2 separate regions of the Homo sapiens genome follow, and region 1 is linked to region 2. A link is a loop called in an ENCODE intact Hi-C map of the cell type or tissue named here. Cell type or tissue: mammary epithelial cell. All regions are shown on one strand. Links, peaks and the distances in the headings refer to the core of each region. The heading gives the core; the rest is flanking DNA.

Evidence for each region. A loop is a pair of places that touch in the nucleus more often than their neighbours do. Peaks named below come from ENCODE experiments on the same cell type or tissue, not always from the same donor. Only the 100,000 strongest peaks of a DNase experiment are listed, where the experiment ranks them.
Region 1: a loop joins it to region 2, with 6 times the contacts of the local background. A loop is called at or near these places in 10 of 110 quality-filtered maps.

Annotation. Positions count from the first base shown.
Region 1 is chr15:52,046,615-52,059,266 of GRCh38, forward strand. MAPK6 (mitogen-activated protein kinase 6) reads left to right here. Exons shown (of 6, transcript NM_002748.4): 2 at 1-401; 3 at 3,379-3,523; 4 at 12,019-12,183. It overlaps LOC112268150 (a long non-coding RNA gene), which reads right to left. Exons shown (of 2, transcript XR_002957719.2): 2 at 9,367-10,641. Among named protein-coding and RNA genes, the nearest start is that of MAPK6, 34 kb to the left of the region's middle. RefSeq lists a silencer at 6,444-6,644. In mammary epithelial cell, for the core only: no CTCF peak of the experiment used is centred there; a DNase peak (open chromatin) is centred at 6,547; H3K27ac peaks cover 2,283 bases.
Region 2 is chr15:51,975,326-51,987,977 of GRCh38, forward strand. It overlaps a transcript of MAPK6 not described here. Among named protein-coding and RNA genes, the nearest start is that of LEO1, 9.9 kb to the left of the region's middle. In mammary epithelial cell, for the core only: a CTCF peak has its summit at 7,116 (motif pointing right); a DNase peak (open chromatin) is centred at 7,076; H3K4me3 peaks cover 191 bases; H3K27ac peaks cover 1,044 bases.

The sequences.
Region 1 (12,652 bases), core at 2,748-10,747, 72 kb after region 2:
TCCTTACTGATCCCCAGAGTGTCAAACATGCTCTACGTGAAATCAAAATTATTAGAAGACTTGACCATGATAACATTGTGAAAGTGTTTGAGATTCTTGGTCCCAGTGGAAGCCAATTAACAGACGATGTGGGCTCTCTTACGGAACTGAACAGTGTTTACATTGTTCAGGAGTACATGGAGACAGACTTGGCTAATGTGCTGGAGCAGGGCCCTTTACTGGAAGAGCATGCCAGGCTTTTCATGTATCAGCTGCTACGGGGGCTCAAGTATATTCACTCTGCAAATGTACTGCACAGAGATCTCAAACCAGCTAATCTTTTCATTAATACGGAAGACTTGGTGCTGAAGATAGGTGACTTTGGTCTTGCACGGATCATGGATCCTCATTATTCCCATAAGGTATGTATAGAAAGCCAGCTGAGACAGATCTTTAAACTGATACACCTAATCAGGAATAGGTACTTATATTTTCTTTGTATATTGTGGCAGAATTTTTAATCTTATTAAACTTTACATAGTGCCTTTTTTCTGAAACAAGTCTCTCTGTTTGAAATGAAGGTGGAGTGGGATAATTAAATACAAATTTCTAAAAATACATGGTTATTATAATGAAATTTTAAAGTGTATGGTTATTTATTATAAATGAAATTCTCCCTTAGTTATTTAAAAGTGGAATATACTCTTCTTTCTTTGGGACAGAATTGTGGTAAGAGGGGATGCTATTTCAACTTTAGGTCTTTTGTTTTTGAGACAGAGTCTCACTCTGTCACAAAGGGTAGAGTGCTGTGGCGCCATCTCGGCTCACTGCAACCTTCATCCCCTGGATTCAAGCGATTCTTGTACCTCAGCCTCCCAAGTAGCTGGGATTACAGGTGCGTGCCATCATGCCCAGCTAATTTTTTTGTATTTTTAGTAGACAGGGTTTCACCGTGTTGGCCAGGCTGGTCTTGAACTCCTAGCCTCCAGTGATCTGCCTGCGTCAGCCTCCCAAAATGCTAGGATTACAGGTGTGAGCCCCCATGCCCAGCCTTTTTTTTTTTTTTTTTAAGTTTTTAGTGACAAGATCTTGCTGTGTTGCTCAGGCTGGTGTCAAACTTCTGGGCTCAAGTGATCCTCTGGCCTCAGCCTCCTGAATAGCTGAGGCTAAAGGTGCATGCCAGCACACCCAAGCTTATGTCTTCTTTTGTCTCTTTGAGCCTGTACTATTCAGTTCTGCTTTGTTTAAACTAAATTTAGCTTGAAATCTAAATTCACATAAACAATTGGTAATAAGTATAGCCAAAAAGATCTCACAGCAACTTCGTCTTAGATAGCAAATTGCCTTCATACAAGAATTTAATATTTTTCAAGCTGAACCTTGGTCTTTTAGTTTGGAAATGAAATCTTATGTGGGACCCTGATGTTTAAATTAGAGAGGTGGAGCTGCTTTGGTTGTAAAGAACCCCTGGGAGCCCTGCTTTGTTAGCTTTCCACAGTACATGCCTAAGACAAATCTTCATACATGTTGTTTCACGTTAAGATTATTTTTATTTTTATTTATTTATTTTTTTGAGACTGAGTTGTGCTCTTGTCACCAAGGCTGGAGTGCAATAGTGTGATCTCAGCTCATTGCAACCTCCGCCTCCTGGGTTCAAGCAGTTCTCCTGCCTCAGCCTCCCAAGTAGCTGGGATTACAGGCGCCCGCCACCACGCCCAGCCCACATTAAGGTATTTTTACTTGGGCCAGGTACAGTGGCTCACACCTGTAATCTCAGCACTTTGGGAGGCTGAGGCAGGCGGATCACCTGAGGTCAGGAGTTTGAGACCAGCCTGACAACATGGTGAAACCCTGTCTCTCCTAAAAATACAAAATTAGCTGTGCCTGGTGGTGCATGTCTGTAATTCCAGCTACTCGGGAGGCTGAAGCAGGAGAATCCAGGAGGTGGAGGTTGCAAAGAGCTGAGATTGCGCCAATGCACTCCAGCCTGGGCAACAGGAGCAAAACTCCATTTCCAAACAAAAAAGATATTTTGTAGAAAATGAGTTCTAGGCTGGAAGCGCGGTGGCCCCTGCCTGTAATCTCAGCACTTTAGGAGGCCGGGGCAGGAGGATCACTTGAGGCCAGGAGTTTGAGACCAACCTGCGCAGTGGCTCCTGCCTGTAATCTCAGCACTTTAGGAGGCCGGGGCAGGAGGATCACTTGAGGCCAGGAGTTTGAGACCAACCTGGGCAACACAGACAACTTTTTTTTCCTAGAGAAAAAGAAAAAGAGATGAGTATTACACTGACGACGTCCACAGTGAAATATTGTGGGTAGAGCACTGTATCCACAGTGAAGTATTGTGGATAGAGCACTGAACTAATAAGACTTATACTATATAAAATTGACTCCATTTCTACATCCAACTAGCTATATGACTTGAAGCAGATCTCACTCTCTCAGTCATCACACCTATAAAATGGAGTTAATATCTACCATCACAATCTCTCAGGGTAGTTTTGAGGATGAAATAAGGCAATATATGTGTAAGGTTTTGTAAGGTGCTTTGTAATTGTAAAGTAGTTGAATAGGTGATGAATAGGATTTATAGTAGAGGTCATTAAGGAGGTAGACATTGGTTTATAAGTAGCACCTCTGGTGCTCTTCCCTACTGTTCTGACTTGAAGCATACTTGCTCTTTGATTATCTCAAGACTGAGTGTAAACCAGCTCGTCTTCTGAAAAATGCTTTGAATGTGTGGCCTAGAGTTATATAATTTTTTTTTTTTTTTTTTTTTTTTTAAAGACAGGGTCTTGCTCTTTGCTCACTGCAACCTCTGTCTCCTGCGCTTAAGTGATCCTCCCACCTCAGCCTCCCAAGTAACTGGGACTACAGGCGTGTGCCACCATGCCAGGCTAATTCTTGTATTTTTAGTAGAGGCAGAGTTTTACCATGTTGCCCAGGCTGGTCTCAAATTCCTGACCTCAAGTGATCCACCTACCTCGGCCTCCCAAAGTGCTGGGGTTAAAGATTAGGATTTTTTTTTTTTTTTTTTTGAGATGGAGTTTAGCTCTTGTTGCCCAGGGCGGAGTGCAGTGGCACAATCTCGGCTCACCGCAACCTCTACCTCCCGGGTTCGAGCGATTCTCCTGGCTCAGCCTCCCAAGTAGCTGGGTTTACAGGCATGCACCACCACACCTGGCTAATTTTGTATTTTTAGTAGAGATGGGGTTTCTCCGGTTGGTCAGACTGGTCTCGAACTCCCGACCTTGGGTGATCCGCCCACCTTGGTTTCCCAAAATGCTGGGATTACAGGCATGAGCCACCACGCCTGGCAAATTAAGGATTCTTTAATCAAGTTGTAAGTACTGTTCTTCAGCTAAAGTAAAAAAAGTATGTTTTTTGTTTCTTTTATAGGGTCATCTTTCTGAAGGATTGGTTACTAAATGGTACAGATCTCCACGTCTTTTACTTTCTCCTAATAATTATACTAAAGCCATTGACATGTGGGCTGCAGGCTGCATCTTTGCTGAAATGCTGACTGGTAAAACCCTTTTTGCAGGTTAGTATTTTGTGGGGGGAAAAATTTTCCCAAAGAGAAGTAATTTTGCATTTTATCTCTGAAGCAAGATTCATATAAGATTTAAAATAATTTGTTATGATCTGTAATACTAAAATGAACAGATAAATTGGCGTTTTTAATAAAAAAATTGAGAAAACTTATTCACATATTCACTAAATTGGTCACTTCATAAATTATCAGAACTCCTGTTTAAATATAATTTCATATTTTGTGGACCCATAATACTTGTTGGTAATTTGTGTTGATACTTAAGTTGCATAATTCTGTCAGTATCATCACTTCCTGGTGAAAATTTTAAGCCATTGTTGAAAATCCAACAAATTTTTCTTGGTCCCCTCCCCCTATAAACAACCAAACAAGTAATTTTTTGTTAAGTTTGGTGCTATTTAGAAGTCTAAAGAAGTGTGTGAGAGAGGACTTTGTCAAGATGAGATGAGTAATCCATGAAAAATGTCTTGTGTCATAAAGCAAAGCATAGGTCTGTATAAAATTATTTAGTATAGACTAGAGCTGTAAACTTAGAGAAGCTATGCATCAGTGATTGCTGGAATGGAAGGCATTATGGAGTCAAACAGATTTTTCACTATTTAGAAGTAGCGAAGAATTTTAATTGGGGAAGAGAGAAAATGTGTTATTTAAGGGTACCCATATAAATAAGAGTATAAGCCTGGTGCATTCATGAATCTGAGATTTGTGCAAGTTGTCAAATAATAATAAACATATTTATGACTAGTTAAGATGGGGTCGGAATACTAGAAAGTATTTAGAAAGTAGGCAGAGGACTTTCCATATGGAAAAGTAAGGAATAGTAGGGGTACTGAAGATTTTTTAGTTGGGGAAGTGGTGTGATAGTGATTAAGGCCTTTTTCTGTCTTTTGACATAACTTTTTCCCCCTCTATACCCATTTTTTTTTTCTGAGACGGAGTCTTGCTCTGTCACCCAGGCTGGAGTGCAGTGGTGCGATTTCTGCTCACTGCAAGCTCCGCCTCCCAGGTTCACACCATTCTCCTGCCTCAGCCTCCCGAGTAGCTGGGACTACAGGCGCCCGCCCCGTCGCCCGGCTAATTTTTTGTATTTTTAGTGGAGATAGGGTTTTACCATGTTAGCCAGGATGGTCTCGATCTCCTGACCTCGTGATCCACCCGCCTCGGCCTCCCAAAGTACTGGGATTACAGGCGTGAGCCACCCCACCAGGCCCTCCATACCCATTTTTAGAGTGGTTCCCCCCAACCCCCAGACGGTGCTAAGAGCAGAAGGAAAGGAATAGGCCAGAGTCTATTTACATAAGAAAGATTAGTGTACATAGGAGAGCACTGGTGAAGAAAGGACAGCGTGCATAAATGTCTTTTAAGTATGTTAATGCCAGTACTTAGTTTATATAACAGCAAGCCAGCTCTTTATAATTTTTTTCTAATATTTATCTAAAATTTCTGTCTGGGCTCAGTGTCTCACGCCTGTAATCCCAGCACTTTGGGAGGCTGCAGCGGGCAGATCACTTGAGGTCAGGAGTTTGAGACCAGGCTTGCCAACATGGTGAAACCCTGTCTCTACTAAAAATACAAAAATTAGCTGGGCATGGTGGCGCACGCCTGTAATCCCAGCTACTGGGGAGGCTGAGGCACGATAATCGCTTGAACCTGGGAGGCAGAGGTTGCAGTGAGCTGGGATCGCGCCATTGCACTCCAGCCTGGGCGACAGAGACTCTGTCTCAAAAAAAAAAAAAAAAAATTTCTAAGATGTATGATAGTTTTCTAAATTGGAATTCGGAGGGATTCCTGGAAACTAAATTATTAAATGGATTGATTTTTGCTTAGGAACAATACTGTGATTAGAGGTTATGTTCCTGATATCAAGTGCCTTCCAGCATATATAAACAATTCTGTTTGTTGCGGTGTGACAAATTACTCCAAAACTTAGTAGCTTAAACAACAAACATTTATTAACGTTTTACAGTTTCTGTGTGTCAAAATATGGGAGTGGTTTAGCTGGGTGGTTCTAGCTTATGTTTTCTCAGTCAAGATGTTGGTAAGGGCAGCAGTTACCCTGAAGTCTTGACCAAGGCAGGAGGATCCACTTCTAGATAGCTTACTTACATGACAGTTACCAAGAGGCTTCGGTTCCTCACCATGTGGGCTTCTCCATAGGACTGCTTGAGTGTCTTCATAATATGGTGGCTGGCTTCCTCTAGAACCAGTGATCCAAAAGACAGCAAGGAGAAAGCCAGTATATCTTTCTTTAAAAAGTTGTATTGTTATATAATTCACATATCATACAATTTATTTAAATAATATAGTTCCATATTTTTTAGTATATTTACAGAGTTGTGTAACCATTACCACAATCTAATTTTGGAACACTGTCTTGGCTCCTGAAAGATCCTGCAAACCATTAGCAGTCACTTCTCATTTCCTCTTTCCCCCAGCCCCTGGCATCCACTAATCTACTTTATGTCTCTATGGATTTGCCTACTCTGGTTGTTTCAGATAACATTTGGACTTTGTGACAGGCTTCTTTCATGTAGCAATATTTTGGAGGTTTACCCATGTTGTGGCATATGTTAGTACTTTTTTCCTTTTTACGGGCAAATAGTATTCTGCTATATGGATATACCACATGCTGTTTATCCATTCCTCAGTTGATGGACATTTGGGTTTCCACTTCTTGGTTATGAATTATGCTGTTGTAAATATTTGCGTACAAGTTTTTGTGTGAAAATATGTTTTCAGTTCTCTTGGGTATATATACCTAGGAGTGGAATTGCTGAGCTGTGTGGTAACTGTTTAACTTTTTGAAGAACAGTTTCCCAGCGCAGCTGTACCATTTTACATTCCCACCACCAATGCATGAGAGTTAAATTTTGTCTTTTTGAGTATAGCCATCCTATCGGGTATGAAGTAGTATCTCATTGTGGTTTTTTTTTTTTTTTTTTTTGAGACAGAGTCTTGCTTTGTCATCCAGGCTGGAATGCAGTGGTGTGATCTTGGCTCACTGCAACCACTGCCACCCAGGTTCAAACAGTTCTCCTGCTCTCAGCCTCCCGAGTAGCTGGGATTACAAAGGCTTGTGCCACCACGCCCAGCTAATTTTTGTGTTTTTAGTAGAGACGGGGTTTCACCATGTTGGCCAGGCTGGTCTCGAACTCCTAACCTGAAGTGATCTGCCCGCCTTGGCCTCCCAAAGTGCAAGGATTACAGGTGGGAGCCATTGCACCCGGCCTCATTGTGGTTTTGATTTGCATTTCCCTAATAACTAATGGATGATTGAATGTCTGTCCAGATCTATTGCCCATTTTTTAAATTGGGTTGTCTTTTTATTATTGAGTTGTAAGAATTCTTTACATAATTCTGAATACAAATATTTTGTGATTTACATGTATTTTCTCCTATTCTGCAGTTTTTTTTCCCTTTCTTTATAGTGTCTTTTGAAACAAGATTGATTGATTGGTTGATTGATTGATTGATTGATTGGTTGATTGATTGATTGATTGATTGATTTTTTAAGACAGAGTCTTGCTCTCTTGCCTGGGCTGGAGTACAGTGGCATGATCTCGGCTCACTGCAGTCTCTCCCTCCTGGGTTCAAGCAATTCTCCTCCCTCAGCCTCCTGAGTAGCTGGGATTACAGGCACATACCACTATGCCCAGCTGATTTTTGTATTTTTAGTAGAGACGGGGTTCACCACGTTGGTCAGGCTGATCTCGAACTCCTGACCTCATGATCCACTCGCCTCAGCCTCCCAAAGTGCTGGGATTACAGGTGTGAGCCACTATGCCAGGCCTGAAACAAGATTTTAATTCTGAAGTCCAGTTACCTTTTTCTTTTGTCTCTTTTGTTTTTGGTGTCATGTCTGAGGAATAATTGCCTGACCCAAGGTCATGGATGTTTTCTCCTGTGTTGTCTTCTGAGAGTTTTATAGGATTCTTATACAGCTGGGCGCGGTGGCTCACACCTGTAATCCCAGCGCTTTGGGATGCGGAGGCAAGTGGATCACCTGAGATCAGGAGTTTGAGAACAGCCTGGCCAACATGGTGAAACCCTGTCTCTACTAAAAATACAAAAATTAGCTGGGCATGGTGGCGCGCACCTACAATCCCAGCTACTCGGGAGGCTGAGGCAGGAGAATTGCTTGAACCTGGGAGGTGGAGGTTGCAGTGAGCCGAGATCTTGCCACTGCACTCCAGCCTGGCCAACAGAGCGAGACTCTGTATTGGGGGTGGGTGGGACGGGAAGGGATTAACTTTTACACATTCTTTTGCATGTGGACATCCTCTTGTCCTGGCACCATTTGTTGAAAAGATTCTTTCCCCACTGAATTATCTTGACACTTTCATAAAGAATCAGTTGACCACACATGTAAAATATCTTTTTGTGACCAAGTCTCAAAAGTTACATACTGTCAACTTTAGCTTTATGTGTTAGAAGTGAGTCACTAAGTACGCTTCATGGTCAATGGGAGCGGAGTTCAGTTCCACCCTTTAAAGGGAGGAGTATCAAAAGAATTTTTGGACCTTTTTTTTTCATTTTTTACCTTCTCGAATGAACAAGGGTAAAGTGTACATACATATATCTATACACACACACACACACACACATATACACATACATAGATACACACATACATATATATATAATTTTTTTTTTCCGAGACTGAGTCTTCCTCTTGTTGCCTAGCCAACAATCGTACAATGGTGCGATCTTGGCTCACTGCAACCTCCGCCTCCCAGGTTCAAGCGACTCTCCTGCCTCAGCCTCTCAAGTAGCTGGGATTACAGGCATCTGCCACCACACCCAGCTAACTTTTGTATTTTTAGTAGTTTCACCCTTTTGGCCAGGCCGGTCTCAAATTCCTGACCTCAGGTGATCTGTGTGCCTTGGCCTCCCACAGTGCTGGGATTACAGGCAAGAGCCACCGTGTCCGGCCAAGTGGACACATTTTAAAGCCACCACAGTAACGAGTCAGAAAAACAAGCCAGGTGTGGTGGCTAATACATGTAATCCCAGCACTTTTGGAGGCTGAGACCAGAGGATCACTTGAGCCCAGGAGTTAGAGACCAGCCTGGGCAGCATAGTGAGACCCTGTCTCGACAAAAAACAAAAATGTAGCTGGGTGTGGTGGCACACACCTGTGGTCCCAGCTATTCAAGGGGCTCAGGTGGGAGGATTGCTTGAGCCCGGCAGGTCAAGGCTACAGTGAGCTGTGATCATGCCACTTACTCCAGCCTGAGCAACAGAGCAAGACTTTGTCTTAGAACAAAAACAAATTTAAGTCTATATAATGAAAAATCATTTGGTCATGCTCCAAGTCATAGAAGTGAGTCAGTACCTACTGCTGCTGCATGGATTATACAAAGGGTTTTTTTGTTTGTTTGTTTGTTTTGGAGGAGTCTCGCTCTGTCGCCTAGGCTGGAGTGCAGTTGCATGAGCTCAGCTAACTGAAACCTCCTCCTCCCGGGTTCAAGCGATTCTCCTGCCTCAGCCTCCCGAGTAGCTGGGACTATAGGTGCATGCCTCCATGCCCGGCTAATTTTTGAAATTTTAGTAGAGACAGGATTTCACCATATTGGTCAGGTTGGTGTTGAACTCCTGACCTCAGGTCATTACCTGCCTCAGCCTTCCAAAGTGCTGGGATTACAGGTGTGAGCCACTGCTCTCGGCTGTATTTGTGTATTTTTAAATGTTTGTTTTTAAATGTTCAATGCACATTCGGACATTAAATATAGGAATAAAAATAATTGGATTTGTTTTAAAACTCTTAAGTAGCATAGTTTTACATTTAATAGGAATAGTTTGCAATGAAATGATTGGAAAGATCTAGATTGTAGTTTGTTTCTAGTTGCCAGGTGCTTTATTGATTTTTGTCAGTGACCCATTCAATAAAAACACGAAGGGAAATCTGAGTGGTTATTAATTAGGTATAAGTTGCAAATGAACAGAGCAACAAAAGGTAAGGACCAAGCACTCATTGGAAATCAGTGTGTTTTTAGCCTGTGTGTCTTATTTTTTGGTGCATTTCTCTTGTGTGTCCAGATTGTCTCTCTATAGGTGTTCCTGTCCCAGGTTAACACTTGTACTTGGGCAGTAGATATTTTCCCTCTTTCCTGCTGTAGCACTTCTATCTCTTGCATCTTCACTTTACCTCTTCTGCTAGATCACTTTTATCAGTATTCATTCAAACATTGATAGAATTTTTCCAGTCTTACAAAATAATCTGTCCTGACCCCACAGTCCCTCAGCTACTGCCACATACTACTGTACTCGTTGGATGTAAAACTTCTCAAAAGATGCGTGCATCCTTGCTGCTCTTAATTCCTCTGCTTACATTCTGTCTTTCACCCTGTCCAGTCAGGCTTTGTCCTCCACCAGAAACCACTCTCCACAGGTCACCAGTGATCTCCATAATGCTAAATCCCTTGTCAATTCTAAGTCCTCATTTTGAGCCATCTCCAGCATTTGTTGCAATTGATCTTCACCTCTTCAGGTGCTTTTTCACCTGTCTTTGGGCACGCCACTCTTGAATTCTTCCCTGGCCTCTTTCCAGTCACCCTTGCCAGTTCTCTTTCTCCTCGTGTTGGAAGTATCCCAGATTCAGTCCTTGGGCTCCCTGCTTCTCTAGCTTCACTTAGTCCCTGGGTAGTCTCATTCTTTTTCATTCCTTTAAGAATTATCTATATCTGATGATGACTCCTGAATTTATGATGACTCCTGAATTTATATCTTCAGCCCTGACCTCTCGTCTGAATTCCAGGTTCCTTAACTCAATATCTCCACTCAGATGTCTAATAACAAAGTTAACCTACCCAGAACTGGGCCCCTGATATTTCTTCCTCATACGTTGTTTTTACTCATGTTAGCAAACCAGTACCTCCATTTTTCAGTTGCTTAGACAAAAATCTTGTCATTGTCCTTCATTTCTGTTAGCACAGATCCTGTGGGCTCTTTCTTCAAACTATATCCAGACTCTTAACGGCTTGTTACTGTCACTCTTACTATCCCTCCCCCGGTCCAGTCAGCCATTATGTCTCTCCTGTTAGAAGGACCTTCTCTTTCCTGCTTCAGTATTTGCTGTCTTTAGTTACCACATCGCAGCCAGGGTGGTCCTGTTGAAAGACAAGGTAGATCATGTCATCTCTGCTCAAACTGCATGATGGCTTTCCATCAAACTCAGGGTAAAGCAAACCCTTTGTTCTAGTACCACTCTGACTTATCTCCCATTATCTGCCCCAAGCTACTCTCCTTTTGCTACACTTGTCTAATTGTTGTTTCTTTGACATACCAACCTGCCTCTGTCTTCTGGGCTTCTCTCCATCTTCCTAGAACTCCTTTCTTTCTTCCATATGAATGTTTGGTGTATTCCTGACTTCCTTAATTTTCCACTTCTTAGTGAGGCCTTCCTTTGTCTCAAAAAAAAAAAAATGTCTTATTGTTGCCCAGGCTAGAGTGCAGTGACATGATCTTGGCTTACTGCAACCTCCTCCTCCAGGGTCCAAGCAATTCTTGTGCTTCAGCCTCCCAAGTAGCTGGAACTATAGGCATGCGCCTTGCCTGGCTAATTTTTGTATTTTTGGTAGAGATGGGGTTTTACCATGTTGGCCAGGCTGGTCTCGAACTCTTGACTTTAAAAAAGTATTAACAACCCTATTCTTCCCAACAGTGCCATCACCCTTAGCTTACTCTCTTTTTCTTTATAGCATATGTCACCATAAGACCTACTTTACAGAATTATCTGTCTTTATCCACAAGATTGTAAGATCCATGAAGGCAGGCACTTGGTCTGTTTTGTTTCATAACTGTATTCTCAAGTGTCCTGCGCATAGTAGGAACTAAAAGGAATTTTGAATGTTCAATGAATTTATAGACATTAAAGGAAAGGCAAGTGGAATTTTTATTTTTTGTTTTTGAGACAGGGTCTCACTCTGTCATCCATGCTGGAGTACAGCAAATGGAATTTTTAAAAGTCACCACCTATTTAGCCTAAAGTTTCCCCCTTTATTTCTTTCATTGCCTAACAACCTAGAAATGCTAACTGAGCCCTAACATAGAACTATAAAACTTCCTGTTTTACAAGTCTAGTCCAACCCTTCATTTCATTGATGTTGAAATAAAGTCCTAAGAGATGTTAGCTATTGTCTCTGAAGTTATAGCCAGTAAATTAGTGGTACAGTTAAGACCAGAATCCAGATCTCTTGAATCTCAGTTGCTTTTTTTTTCACTAGTTTGTGATAACCTTAATATGAGACCAAACTTAAAGAGTCAGTTCCCTATGGAAACAAAGCAGCAAAAACTAAATACATCAGTAAGCAGAAATTGAAATAGATAAGTAGATTGGTGATAGTCAAAGCAATGAAACCTGCTGATGATACAATTCAAACTTTTCCCCCCACTGGTCATTATAATATTTAAATTAGTTTAGTATGTTTATTGTGAAATAAGTAAACATTGAGGAATGTGTTTTTTTGTTTGTTTTTTAACCTCAGGTGCACATGAACTTGAACAGATGCAGCTGATTTTAGAATCTATTCCTGTTGTACATGAGGAAGATCGTCAGGAGCTTCTCAGCGTAATTCCAGTTTACATTAGAAATGACATGACTGAGCCACACAAACCTTTAACTCAGCTGCTTCCAGGAATTAGTCGAGAAGGTATTGTGACTCGAGAGTAACCCTCACGTTAATGCCTGTGTGTGAGGCAGAATCTGTGTAGGGAAGCTGGAGCTTTTTATCCTTAGATATGGGGCTTTCTCCAAAATAGTCTTTAGACACTTAAGGTGTACGTAAAACTTCAACTCTCATTTTCCCTTTTTTTGTCCTGTTACTTGGGCTACGATCTGTTTTTTTGGTTCCTCTGAATCACTTTCCAGAGCAAGTAGCAAGTATTTTGAATATAGGCACTGGGGACAAAATCATGATGGCATTTTTTCCCTCAGATATACTTGGAACTCCTGTAAATGCCTGGATAAAAAGAAAGCTGCTGTATTTAATTTCAGCCGGTTTTGCAGGCTTTTCAGTAGTTCCACATTCTTAATCAGTCTTTGAGTCTGTCTGCACAAATTCCATTGCTAGCTCCCTTGCTCGTAACCCTGTAGCCACTGTCACAACATCCCTGTTCATA
Region 2 (12,652 bases), core at 2,213-10,212:
AGGTCAAGAGATCAAGACCATCCTGGCCAACATGGTGAAACCTCGTCTCTACTAAGAATACAAAAATTAGCTGGGTGGGGTGGCATGCACCTGTAGTCCCAGCTACTCAGGAGGCTGAGGCAGGAGAATCGCTTGAATCCGGGAGGCGGAGGTTGCAGTGAGCCAAGATCGCGCCACTGCACTCAAGCCTGGAGACAGAGCAAGACTCCGTCTAAAAAAAAAAAGTATAAAATATATACTTACACCAAATCACACAAAAAGGAATATATGTTTTTAAATTTGTGTAACACCTTAACGACTTAGAGGAAAAATAACAGATTGATTAAACAGAATATATTCACTGAAAATTCACTCCATTTATGGTAAACTGCCACTCCACAGGAGGATCATGTGGCTTTTCTGAGCACTTTGTGGAAGGAGTTGGCCTTTAGAAGGGAACAGGCTGATCTGAATTAAAGAGAGCAAGAGAGGAACCTTGTAGTTTCTCTCTATAGCAGTAAGTAAATACTCAGCTGATTTCTTGGAAGACACATGATATTCACTAACAGTCTGCCTTTACTGGATTCCTTACTGAATTACTGAATTAGGGTCCCACAATGGGTGCTATAGGGATATAAAAATAATGACAAACATATTTCTTCATATAAAAGAGTTTGGGGGGCTGGACACGGTGGCTCACGCCTGTAATCCCAGCACTTTGGGAGGCCGAGGCGGGCGGATCACGAGGTCAGGAAAGCAAGACCATCCTGGCTAACACGGTGAAACCCCATCTGTACTAAAAATATAAAAAATTTGCCGGGCGTGGTGGCACATGCCTGTAGTCCCAGCTACTCGGGAGGCTGAGGCAGAAGAATCGCTTGAACCCGGGAGGCAGAGGTTGCAGTGAGCTGAGATCGTGCCACTGCACTCCAGCCTGGGTGACAAAGCGAGACTCCCATCTCAAAAAAAAAAAAAAAAAAAAGAAGTTAATTATAAACTATGTAGAGGTACTAAAAATTGAAAGCCAGAAAATGATCAGTGAAGATGGGGGTTAGTCAGGAAAGGTTTCTTAGGAAGATTCAAACTATATTAATGAAGTGACCAGAGGGAACGCAGTTATTGAGACATAAAATTGAGCAGAACGTAAAACTCAAACAAGAACATTGACCAGCTTATCAAATTCATTCCCTGATTCACTATAAAATTTCAGAACACTGGGGATTAAAAAAAAAATTCTAAAAGTTTCTAGAGAGAAAAATCTGCTGGCATATGAAGAATCTGGAATTAAAATGTTGTCAGATTTCTAAACAATTCTGAGAGTTAGAACTATGTGGAATTGTCTTTAAAATCCTGAAGGAGGCCGGGTGTGGTGGCTCACACCTATAATCTCAGCACGTTGGGAGGCCGAGGCAGGCGGATCATGAAGTCAGGAGTTCAAGACCAGCCTGACCAAAATGGTGAAACCCCATCTCTACTAAAAATACAAAAATTAGCCGGGCTTGGCGGTCGCACTCCTGTAATCTCAGCTACTCAGGAAGCTGAAGCAGGAGAATCGCTTCAACCCGGGAGGCGGAGGATGCAGGAGCCTAGATTAAGCCACTGCTCTCCAGCCTGGGAGATAGAGCAAGACTCTGTCTCAAAAAAATAAATTAATAAAATAAAATTCTGAAGGAAAATTATCCATCCTAGAATTATTATTATTATTTTTGGGGGAAGGGGGATGGAGTCTCTCTCTGTTGCCCAGGCTGGAGTGCAGTGGTACGATCTTGGCTCACTGCAACCTCTGCCTCCCAGGTTCTACAATTCTCCTGCCTCAGCCTCCCGAGTAGCTGGGATTACAGGTGCACACCACCACGCCCGGCTAATTTTTTGTATTTTGGTAGAGACGGGATTTCACCATATTGTCCAGGCTGGTCTCGAGCTCCTGAGCTCAGGCAATCCATCCACCTTGGCCTCACTAAGTGCTAGGATTACAGACGTGAGCCACTGCGCCCGGCCGATCCATCTTAGAATTCTGTACTCACCAAACTATCATTAAATAAAGGAAAGAGTAATGGTATCCGAAGGAAACTAGCCTCTATGTATGCAGTGCAACTACCCTGAGGCTCCATGCTGTGAAAAAGCCCAAAGGAGGCCACACAGGGAGACCAAATGAAGAGAGATGCCAGGCCAACCCCCATCTGTTATCGCCCTCCTACAGTTCCTACTCCAGCCTCCATTTATTTTGTTGTTGTTGTTTTGTTTTGTTTGAGACAAAGTCTCCCTCTGTCACCCAGGCTGGAGGTCAAGTGGTGTGATTACAGCTCACTGCAGCCTTGAACTCCTGGGCTCAACTGATCCTCCCACCTCGGCCTCCTGAGTAGCCGGGATTACAGGCATGTGCCACTGTACCTGGCTAACTTTTTATTTTTTTGTAGAGACAGGGTCTCACTATGTTGCTCAGAATGACTTCGAACTCCTGGCCTCAAGCGATCCTCCCACCTTGGCCTCCTAAAGTACTGGGATTATAGGAACAAGACACCATACCTGGCCCCAGCCACCATTTGGATGCCACCTCAGTGAAGGAGCCCAGGCCACAAGTGCCCAGCTGAGCCTTTCCTCAATTGTCTCAGAGTAACCAGGAGACCATAAATGGGTGCTGTGGCATAGTACACTAAGTTTTGAGGTATTTTGTTATGCAGCCTTAGCAACTGGTAAGGTTGCTCAAATATTTTACAGTCTATGAATTGTCCACCAAAATGAGGTGGTCCACTAAACCAAGGAAGAGAAAAGCTGTTGAGATAGGAAAACCAACAATGGAAAGAAGCAAAAGGAATTACTGATGACAGTTTAATTTTTTTTTTTTTGTAACAGAGTCCTGCTCTGTCGCCCAAGCTGGAGTACAGTGGTGTAATCTCAGCTCACTGCAGCCTCCGTCTCCTGGGTTCAAGTGATTCTCCTGCCTCAGCCTCCCGACTAGCTGGGCTTAGAGGCACACACCACCATACCCAGCTAATTTTTTGTATTTTTAGTAGAGACAGGGTTTTGGGATGTTGGCCAGGCTGGTCTCAAACTCCTGACCTCAGGTGATCCACCGGCCTTGGCCTCCCAGTATGCTGGGATTCCAGGCGTGAGCCACCATGCCCAGATTTCAAAAAGGTAATACGGTATCTAAACTCTATTACCACACCCAGCAGGGGCTGACCAGCATCCTATAATCAAAATTAAATTTCTATAGTAAAATGTATGAAAATTCAAACTAAGAGTGATAAAGTTTAAATAGGTTTAGATCAGTTTGGGTCAGCATTTGCCACCAAAATGAGTTATGAAAGTACGCTCAATTTCAGAGATTTTTTGGGGGGATTACCTTATAACCCCATTAAAAAAACAAAACAAGAAAAAAACTTTTAAAAGAAAACAATTTCAGAGATTTTTGGATTTCAGAATTTTGAAAAAGGGATTGTGGACTAGAACTAACTTATTCCATTTTCACAACAACCCTATAACATAGATTACATTACATTCCTCCCATTTTACATGTCAAGAATTTGAAGGGGCCAAGCATGGTGGTTCACACCGATAACCCCAACACTTTGGGAGGCCAAGGTGGGCAGATCGTTTGAGTCCAGGAGTTCAAGACCAGCCTGGGCAACATAGTGAGACCTGGTCACAAAAAAATTAGCCAGGAATAGTGGCTCACCCCTGTAGTCCCAGCTACTTGGGAGGCTGAGGCATGAGGATCATTTGAGGCTGGGAAGTCAAGGCTGCAGTGAGCCATGATCATGCCACTGCACCCCAGCCGGGGTGACAGAGTGAGACCTTGAAAAAAAAAAGAGAGAAAGAAAGGAAGGAAGGGAGGGAGGGAGGGAAGGAAGAGAAGGAAGGAAAGGAAGGAAGGAAGGAGGGAAAAGAGAAAGAAGGAAAGAAGAAAGAAAAAAAGAGAAAGAAAAGGAAGGAAGGAAGGAAAGAAAGAGAAAGAAAGAAAGGGAGAAGGAAGAACAGAGAAGCTAAGAAACTTTGCCCTAAGCTACACAGCTAAGAAGACTTGCTCAGACATAATAACATAAACATATTTTCAGTTTAGTAGGATTATTTGACTTTTAAAACTTAACACCACACACTAATAATTTTAGTAAAGAATATTTTATTTCCAAGATACATGGTAAGGAGGAGGAAAAAACATTCTGAATAATATTTATATAAAGCTACCATTAAAATTTAAATATAGGCTGGGCATGGTGGCTCATGCCTGTAATCCTAGCACTTTGGGAGGCCAAGGTGGGCGGATTACTTGAGCTTAGGAGTTTGAGACCAACTTGGGAAATAAGGCGAAACCCCATCACTACGAAAAATACTAAAATTAACTGGATGTGGTGACATGTGCCTGTAGTCCCAGCTACTTGGAAGACTGAGATGGGAGGATCACTTGAGCCTGGGAGGTCGAGAGTATAATAAGGCAGAGATTGCGCCACTGCACTCCAGCCTGGGTGACAAAGTGAGACCCTGTCTCCAAAAAATAAAAGTAAAAAAATGTGAATATGTGTGTGTGTCTAGCATGTAAACAGAGAGACTGTTGCTGGAAGACTGCATCAGAAGCTGGACCCAGTGCTTGCCTCCAAGAGAAGGAGCTAGAAAACTGGAGGAGAGAAGAGAAACATTACTTTACACTCTGTACCTTTTGAATTTTGTACCAAATGAGCATATTCAAAATTAAAATTAGAAGTAGAAGGGCCGGGCGCGGTGGCTCACACCTGTAATCCCAGTGATTTGGGAGGCCAAGGTGGGCAGATCACCTGAGGTCAGGAATTCAAGGCTAACCTGGCCAACATGGTGAAACCCCATCTCTACTAAAAATACAAAAATTAGCCGGGCGTGGTGGCGGGCACCTGTAATCCCAGCTACTTGGGAGGCTGAGGCAGGAGAATCACTTGAACCTGGGAGGCAGATGTTGTGGTGAGCCGAGACCACTCCATTGCACTCCAGCCTGGGTGACAAGAACAAAACTGTCTTAAAAAAAAAAAAGAAAAAAAAATGTGGATACCAAAATGTCAGTAGTGTTTAGTTAACTCTGGATGCTGAGATTTTATTTTTTTGTTCATTTTAATATTTTCTAGGGTTTCCACAATGAACATGTATTTGTTTTAGAATAAGCAGGAAAAAACCTTTGTTTAGGTAGCATATCCTTTGTTGAACTACAATTTTCCTACCAGTTTGGTATCTAGGATGCATAATACATCATAAACTGGGCATCACATTAGTTGCCTCAAGTATTTTTTTGTGTGTTTGGAGCTATTTACCAGTTGGAATTACAGAAGCTATTTTTTTTAGACAGAGTCTTGCTCTGTTGCCCAGACTGGAGTGCAGTGGCAGAATCTTGGCTCACTGCAACCTCCACCTCCTGGGTTCAAGCGACTCTCCTGCCTCAGCCTCCCCAGTAGCTGGGACTACAGGCGCATACCACCACGCCCAGCTAAATTTTATATTTTTTAGTAGAGATGGGGTTTCACCATGTTGGCCAGGTTAGCCTTGAACTCCTGACCTCAGGTGGTCCGCCCACCTCAGCCTCCCAGAGTGTTGGGATTACAGGCATGAGCCACCGCACCCAGCCACAAAAGCTATTTCAACGTAGAGCTGATTACCTCATGGAAGCATTTGCAGGGTATCCAGAAAAAGACAGAAAACATACTTCCCATAATTAAATGTAAGCTGTTTTCTAAAATGATAGCAAACCCCTTTCCTGAACCTCTTTCCTCCACCACCATTAATCTAACTTGCTTTTTATAAGATTCAAGTGTCATCTCCAAAGCACTAGTATATAAATTACTCCCTATACAAATGAGAGTTTGGACATGCAAATATAAGCTTGGAAAAGGTTCCAATATGCTTCCTATGAAAATTCAGACTTATCGGCCGGGTGCGGTGGCTCATGCCTGTAATCCCAGCACTTTGGGAGGCCGAGGCCAGCGGAACATGAGGTCAGGAGATCAAGACCATCCTGGCTAACACGGTGAAACCCCGTCTCTACTAAAAATACAAAAAATTAGCCGCGTGTGGTGGCGGGCGCCTGTAGTCCCAGCTACTCCGGAGGCTGAGGCAGGAGAATGGCATGAATGGGAGGCCGAAGCTTGCAGTGAGCCGAGATCGTGCCACTGCAGTCCAGCCTGGGTGACAGAGCGAGACTCCGTCTCAAAAAAAAAAAAGAAAAAGAAAAAAAAGAAAATTCAGACTTATGTGAAGAAAAAAAGAACAGAATAAAGGTAATGAGTCAGAAATTATTTCTTAGGACAGAAGCAAAGTTTGTCCTTTTGGAACCTTTTAAATATAGGGTTGGGTTTAGGAACCCGCTTCCTGGAATAGATAGACTTTAGACTCCTTCCTGAAGCTTGAGGGTTACCAGAGAGCTATGTCCTAAAAAGACCTTTGCAGCAGGCAGGATGAGGTCAGCGTACTCAACACCAGAGCAGGAACAACTACTGGAGGAAAGAATCAGAAGGAACAAAGAAAGGAGGATGGGGTACGGAGGGTGCTGTGGGTGTTAGTGGAGGAAGCTGAATAAGAAAAACGATATGCAGAAAAGATATCAAAGAAACTGAAAATGAGAAGTATAAGGAAGGAAAGAAAGGACGGAAAAAAATAGATTAAGAATACAAAGGGAAAGGAGTGACAGAAGGGGATGGAAAAATAATTTTTTAAGGCACATAATAAAATAGTACTGAGGTGGGGAAATATTGAAACAAAAATGTGAAAACATCCCAACAGCACAAACACAGAGACAGAGAGAAACATCAGGAAATGTAGACTTCCCTGCCAACCAAAATTTTACAAATAGAAAGGAACCACTAAAACAGATCCGGCTCAAACACAAAGCAAAACTGAAAATTTCACTTTACAGCAAAACTGCTCTGATTAGATCTTTCACTGGATTTCCTTATCCAACTGGCTGATTTAGAATCGTGTGAGAACACAGCATAACTGCAGAGATACTATCTCGTCGGCGGGTGGGGACTGCTGGCACGCAGGCTGCATCTGGCCCTCAGTATATTTCATCTCACCCACAGAGGACTACCAAGAGGAGATAATGCTGAATTTCATGCTTGCAATGGCAAAAAAGCATTGCAGTATTAACATCCTTAACAGTAATATGGCAAAAGGCCACAAGATGGTGATGGTATACCCTAAAGAGATCTCAATCATATGTAAAATGAGGTACACACACATACACACTCACACATACACTATACACTTACTAATTTTTCTTTAGAAAGAAAATGTCCTGTGTTGGTGGTGGTGAAGGAGGTCTTAGATAAGAGGAGACTTGAAGAATACTGCCTTTAGATAGCAATCAAAACACTTCTTATGATAAAATGAGGCAGTGTTTTTTCGTGTTTTTCCCAAGTAAAAAAAAATAAAAAAGGTATTTTTCAGACTAGAAAACACTAAGAAAATATTTTTCAACTATAGGCACTCTGATTTGTATGCATCTGCTGATAAAGTAATCATTTATATAAAGTAACTGTTACCTTTTAAGGAAATTTTTAAATTTTTTCTTGGGCTCCATAAGATGAAATTTCCCTAAAGAATCCAGTGAAGATTTTACTTCCTTGACTGCAGTTTATTTCCTTACTCAATGAGGAAATGACAGGCAGGATTAATTCCTTTCTTTAAATGGGTGTGACATTTTAGGTTAATCATGATTCATAGTGATGTATGGATAAGTTTAACTTTCAGATGTGCAAACACACATGTACACACTTTTTATCTGCTACTTAACACAAAATCAAAATTTGGGTAGGAAAATGGGTTAGAATCCTGGGCCTAAAATGTCAGAAAGAAGTAACTAATAGGAAAACAGCCAAAAAATATCCCAGGGTCATAAATTTCTATTTGCAAAAACAATATTAACCTTTAGAATTTTTTTTTAGGTTGGGCGTGGTGCCTCATGCCTGTAATCCCAGCACTTTGGGAGGCCAAGGTGGGCAGATCACCTGAGGTCGGGAGTTCGAGACCAGCCTGACCAACATGGAGAAACCCCGTATGTACTAAAAATACAAAATTAGCTGGAAGTGGTGGCCTGTAATCCCAGCTACTCAGAGGCTGAGGCAGGAGAATCACTTGGACCCAGGAGGCGGAGGATGCAGTGAGCAGAGATCACGCCATTGCACTCCAGCCTGGGCAACAACAGCGAAACTCCGTCTCAAAACAAGCAAACAAAAAACGACAACAACAAAAAAAAACAGGACAACAGGGCTGATGTGGTGGCTCTTGCTTGGAATCCCAGCACTTTGGGAGGCCTAGGTGGGTGGATTGCTTGAGCCCAGCAGTTGGAGACCAGCCTGGGCAACATACCAAGACACTGTCTCTATAAAAAAATTTAAAAATTAGCTGGCATGGCACATGCCTGTAGTCCCAGCTACTTTGGAGGTTGAGGTGGGAGGATCACTTGAGCCTGGGAGGTTGAGGATGCAGTGAGCCATGATCATGCCACTGCACTCCAGCCTAGGTGACAGAGCAAGATTTTAATAATAATTATTACTAAAATAATAATAAGACAGCCTTTTGAAAGGGCAATTTGGTATTATCTATCTAAACTGTAAATGGCTATACTCTTTGATTAAATATTTCCATGTCTAAGTTCAAGGCTGCAGTGAACTATGATTATGCCACTTCACTCTAGTCTGGGTGAAAGAGCAAGATACTGTCTCATTAAAAAAAAAAAATCCAGTCTAGAAATTGATGTTAAGAAAGTAATTTGACAGATGTGCAAATAGATGAAAAAAAATCACCAAAACTTTGTTTATAATAGCCAGAAATTGGAACCCATCAAAACACCCATCAATAGAGAATTGTTCAAATAAATTATAATGATGCAGTTACACAGTGGAATACTAAGTAGCAAATAAAAAGGATTAGGTTGATGAATGTGTATTGAAGAAAGGAGCATCATATATTGTTGAATCACTAAAGCCAGTTAGGAAACTGGATGTTTTCTATGTTTTCAGAAACAAATTTTTTTTCTGAGATGGAGTTTCGCTCTGTCGCCCAGGCTGGAGTACAGTGACACAATCTCGGCTCACTGCAAGCTCCGCCTTCCGGGTTCACGCCATTCTCCTGCCTCAGCCGCCCGAGTAGCTGGGACTACAGGCGCCTGCCAACACGCCGGCTAATTTTTTTTTTTTTTTTTTTTTTTTTTTTTGTATTTTTAGTACAGACAGGGTTTCACCGTGTTAGCCAGGATGGTCTTGATCTCCTGACCTCGTGATCCGCCCGCCTCAGCCTCCCAAAGTGCTGGGATTACAGGCATGAGCCACCGTGCCCGGCCAGAAACAAATATTTAAATATGCAGTAAATGTCTAGGAGGATGTGTACAGTGATGCGCTAGTAAAAGCTTAACAACCAGTTCTCCGGGGGGGAAGAAAAGCCCTGATATGTGGTGTTTGCTAATTTCATGGTGCAAATATTCCTGCCATGGCTGATTTCAAGCTGTCAATGTATAGTTATTGTACACACTTGGGAAGAGATCTACACAATCAGCTTAAATGGGCTAGTGCAGGCAGGATGCAGCACAGCTCTATATCTCTGGGAAGTGAGATTATGGGAAGACTGTCATGTTCCACTTTATATACTTCTGTGAGTTTGTTTTGTTTTTTGTTTCGCACTTTTGCAATGAAATTGTATCACTACTATAATCAACAAGAAGAATAAAAATATTAACTTAAAAACCAAAGATTTTTAAAAGACTGTTCAAAGTCATGGGAAGATGCTTATAACATATTGCCAGGCAAAAATTGTTGACTGAGTGTGGTGGCTTACAACTTTGGAAGGATGAGGTGGGAGGATCACTTGAGCCCAGGAGTTGTAGACCACGCTGGGGAACATAGTGAGACCCAATCTCTATATAAAATTTTTTTAATTAGCTGGGTGTGGTGGCATGCACCTGTAGTCCCAACTACTCAGGAGGCTGAGGCAGGAGGAGTGCTTTAGTCCAGGAGTTCCAGGCTACCATGAGCCACAATCACACAACTGCACTCCAGCCTGGGTGACAGAGTGAGACCCCATCTTTAATAAATAAAATAAAATATTGTATATCATGGTCAGGCACGGTGGCTCACATCTACAATCCCAACACTTTGGGAGGCCGAGGTGGGCAGATCACTTGAGGTCAGAAGTTTGAGACCAGCCTGACCAACATGGCGAAACCCCATATCTACTAAAAATACAAAAATTAGCTGGGTGTGGTGGCGCATGCTTGTAATCCCAGCTACTCAGGAGGCTGAGGCAGGAGAATTTCTTGAACCTGGGAGATGGAGGTTGCAGTGAGCTGAGATTGCACCATTGCACTCCAACCTGGGTGACAGAGCGACACTGTCTCAAAAAAACAAAAAACAAAAAACCCGGCCAGGCGCAGTGGCTCACGCCTGTAATCCTAACACTTTGGGAGGCCGAGGCGGGCAGATCACAAGGTCAGGACATCAAGACCATCCTGGCTAACACGGTGAAACCCCGTCTTTACTAAAAATACAAAAAATTAGCCCGGCATGGTGGTGGGCGCCTGTACTCCCAGCTACTCGGGAGGCTGAGGCAGGCGAATAGCGTGAACCCAGGAGGCGGAGCTTGCAGTGAGCCGAGATCGCTCCACTGCACTCCAGCCTGGGCGACAGAGTGAGACTCCGTCTCAAAAAAAAAACAAAAAACAACGACAAAAAAATTGTATGTCACTGTATTAGTCTGTTCTCACACTATTATAAAGAACTACCCAAGACTGGGTAATTTATGAAGAAAAGAGGTTTAATTGACTCACAGTTCTGCAGGCTGTACAGGAAGCATGGCTGGGAGGCCTCAGGAAACTTACAATCATGATGGAGAAGCCGAAAAAGTGAAGGGGGAAGTGCTACATACTTTTAAACAACCAGATTTCATGAGAACTTACTAATTGTCATGAGAACAGCAAGAAGAAAATCCACTCCCATGATCCAATCACCTCCTATCAGGTCCCCGCCAACATTGGGGATTACAATTCAACATGAGATTTGGGTGGGGACACAGAACCAAACCATATCAGTCACAAAGCAGTATTTTGGATTATCCCAATTTCGTTTTTTTTTTAAGTATATGTATGTTCATACAGTTGCACAAGAAAATGTCTGAAAGGACATAAGCCAAAATGTACATGGAGTTTGCAGCTGAGTGACAGAATTTTGGGTGATTTTTATTTTTTGTTTGACTTTTCAATATTTTCCATGTTTTCTACAAATGCTTTTATAATTATGTAATGCTTTTGTAATCAAAAAAGACATCGTTGTATTCAAAATACCATTTTAGCCTCACTGTCACTGCTTAGGAAGCAATTTCTTCCCTTTTCAGCCACTAGTACCATAATTAGAGCATATGACTATCTTAAAATATGGATGAATTCACTCTTTTATATTTTCCCCTCTCAAAGGTGAAAGAGCGAATTCTGTTTTCATTTATGTGGCCCAAGATCTTGAAATAATAGAAAAAAGTTCTCAATCCCCAATTCCATCAGCTGCTGCCATAGTCCCTACCCATATTTTTGCCCAGACTATTATGACAGCCCTTTACTCCCTCTGTTGCCATTTCTCCCCTCAGTACAGCTCAAAATGAATTAGAAAGGATTAGGGACATCTATGTGCATGTTGCCAAAAGATAATCATCTTAAAATATGGCTTCTATTTAATTTTGCTCAAAGTCTTTAATGGCAGTTTGCAAAAAAAGTATTTACAGCATGATTCCACTGCTGTAATATTTATAAAAACGTATTACCATATGCACAGAAAAAAATCTGGACTATTTCAACTTGTTAGCAAAGCTTTTCTCTGGGAGTACTGGAGATTATGGGAGAATTTTGCATTCTAATTTTTATGTTTCTGAAATGTTTTAAGAAAAGTCTAGATTACTTTTATAATGCAAAAAGAAATCGAACTGAGGAGGGAATTCTTAACCAAATTTCCACTGCCCCAAGAATAAAATCTGAAGTCCTCTCCTTTTGTTCAGATGCCTACCTTTAAAATCCACCTATTCAGGCTGGGCACTGTGGCTCCCACCTGTAATCCCAGCACTTTGGGAGGCCAAGGCGGCAGATCACTTGAGGTCAGGAGTTCAAGACCAGCCTGGCCAACATGGTGAAACGTCGTCTCTACTAAAAATACAAAAATTAACCGGGCATGGTGGCGTGCACCTGTAGTTCCAGCTACTTGGGAGGCTGAGGTGGGAGAATTGCTTGAACCTAGTGTGGGGTCGGTGGGGAGCAGAGGTTACAGTGAGCTGAGACTGCACCACTGCACTCCAGCCTGGGTGATAGAGTGAGACTCTGCCTCAAAAAAAATAAAATCTACATACTCAGTAAAACCAACCCAGTACCCTCCAGTCCCCTCACAGATTATCCACTTTCCTGAATTTTTACTGCTCTTTTTGACTTTGGCACTTACTCGTAGATTTGATCACACAATGGCTCATAGTACTTTTTTTTTTTTTTTTTTTTGAGATGGAGTTTCACTCTTACCACCCAGGCTGGAGTGCAATGGTGCGATCTTGGCTCACTGCAACCTCCTCCTCCCGGGTTCAAGTGATTCTCCTGCCTCAGCTTCTGGAATAGCTGGGATTACAGGCGCACGCCACCACACCTGGCTAATTTTTGTATTTTTAGTAGAGACAGAGTTTCCTCATGTTGGCCAGG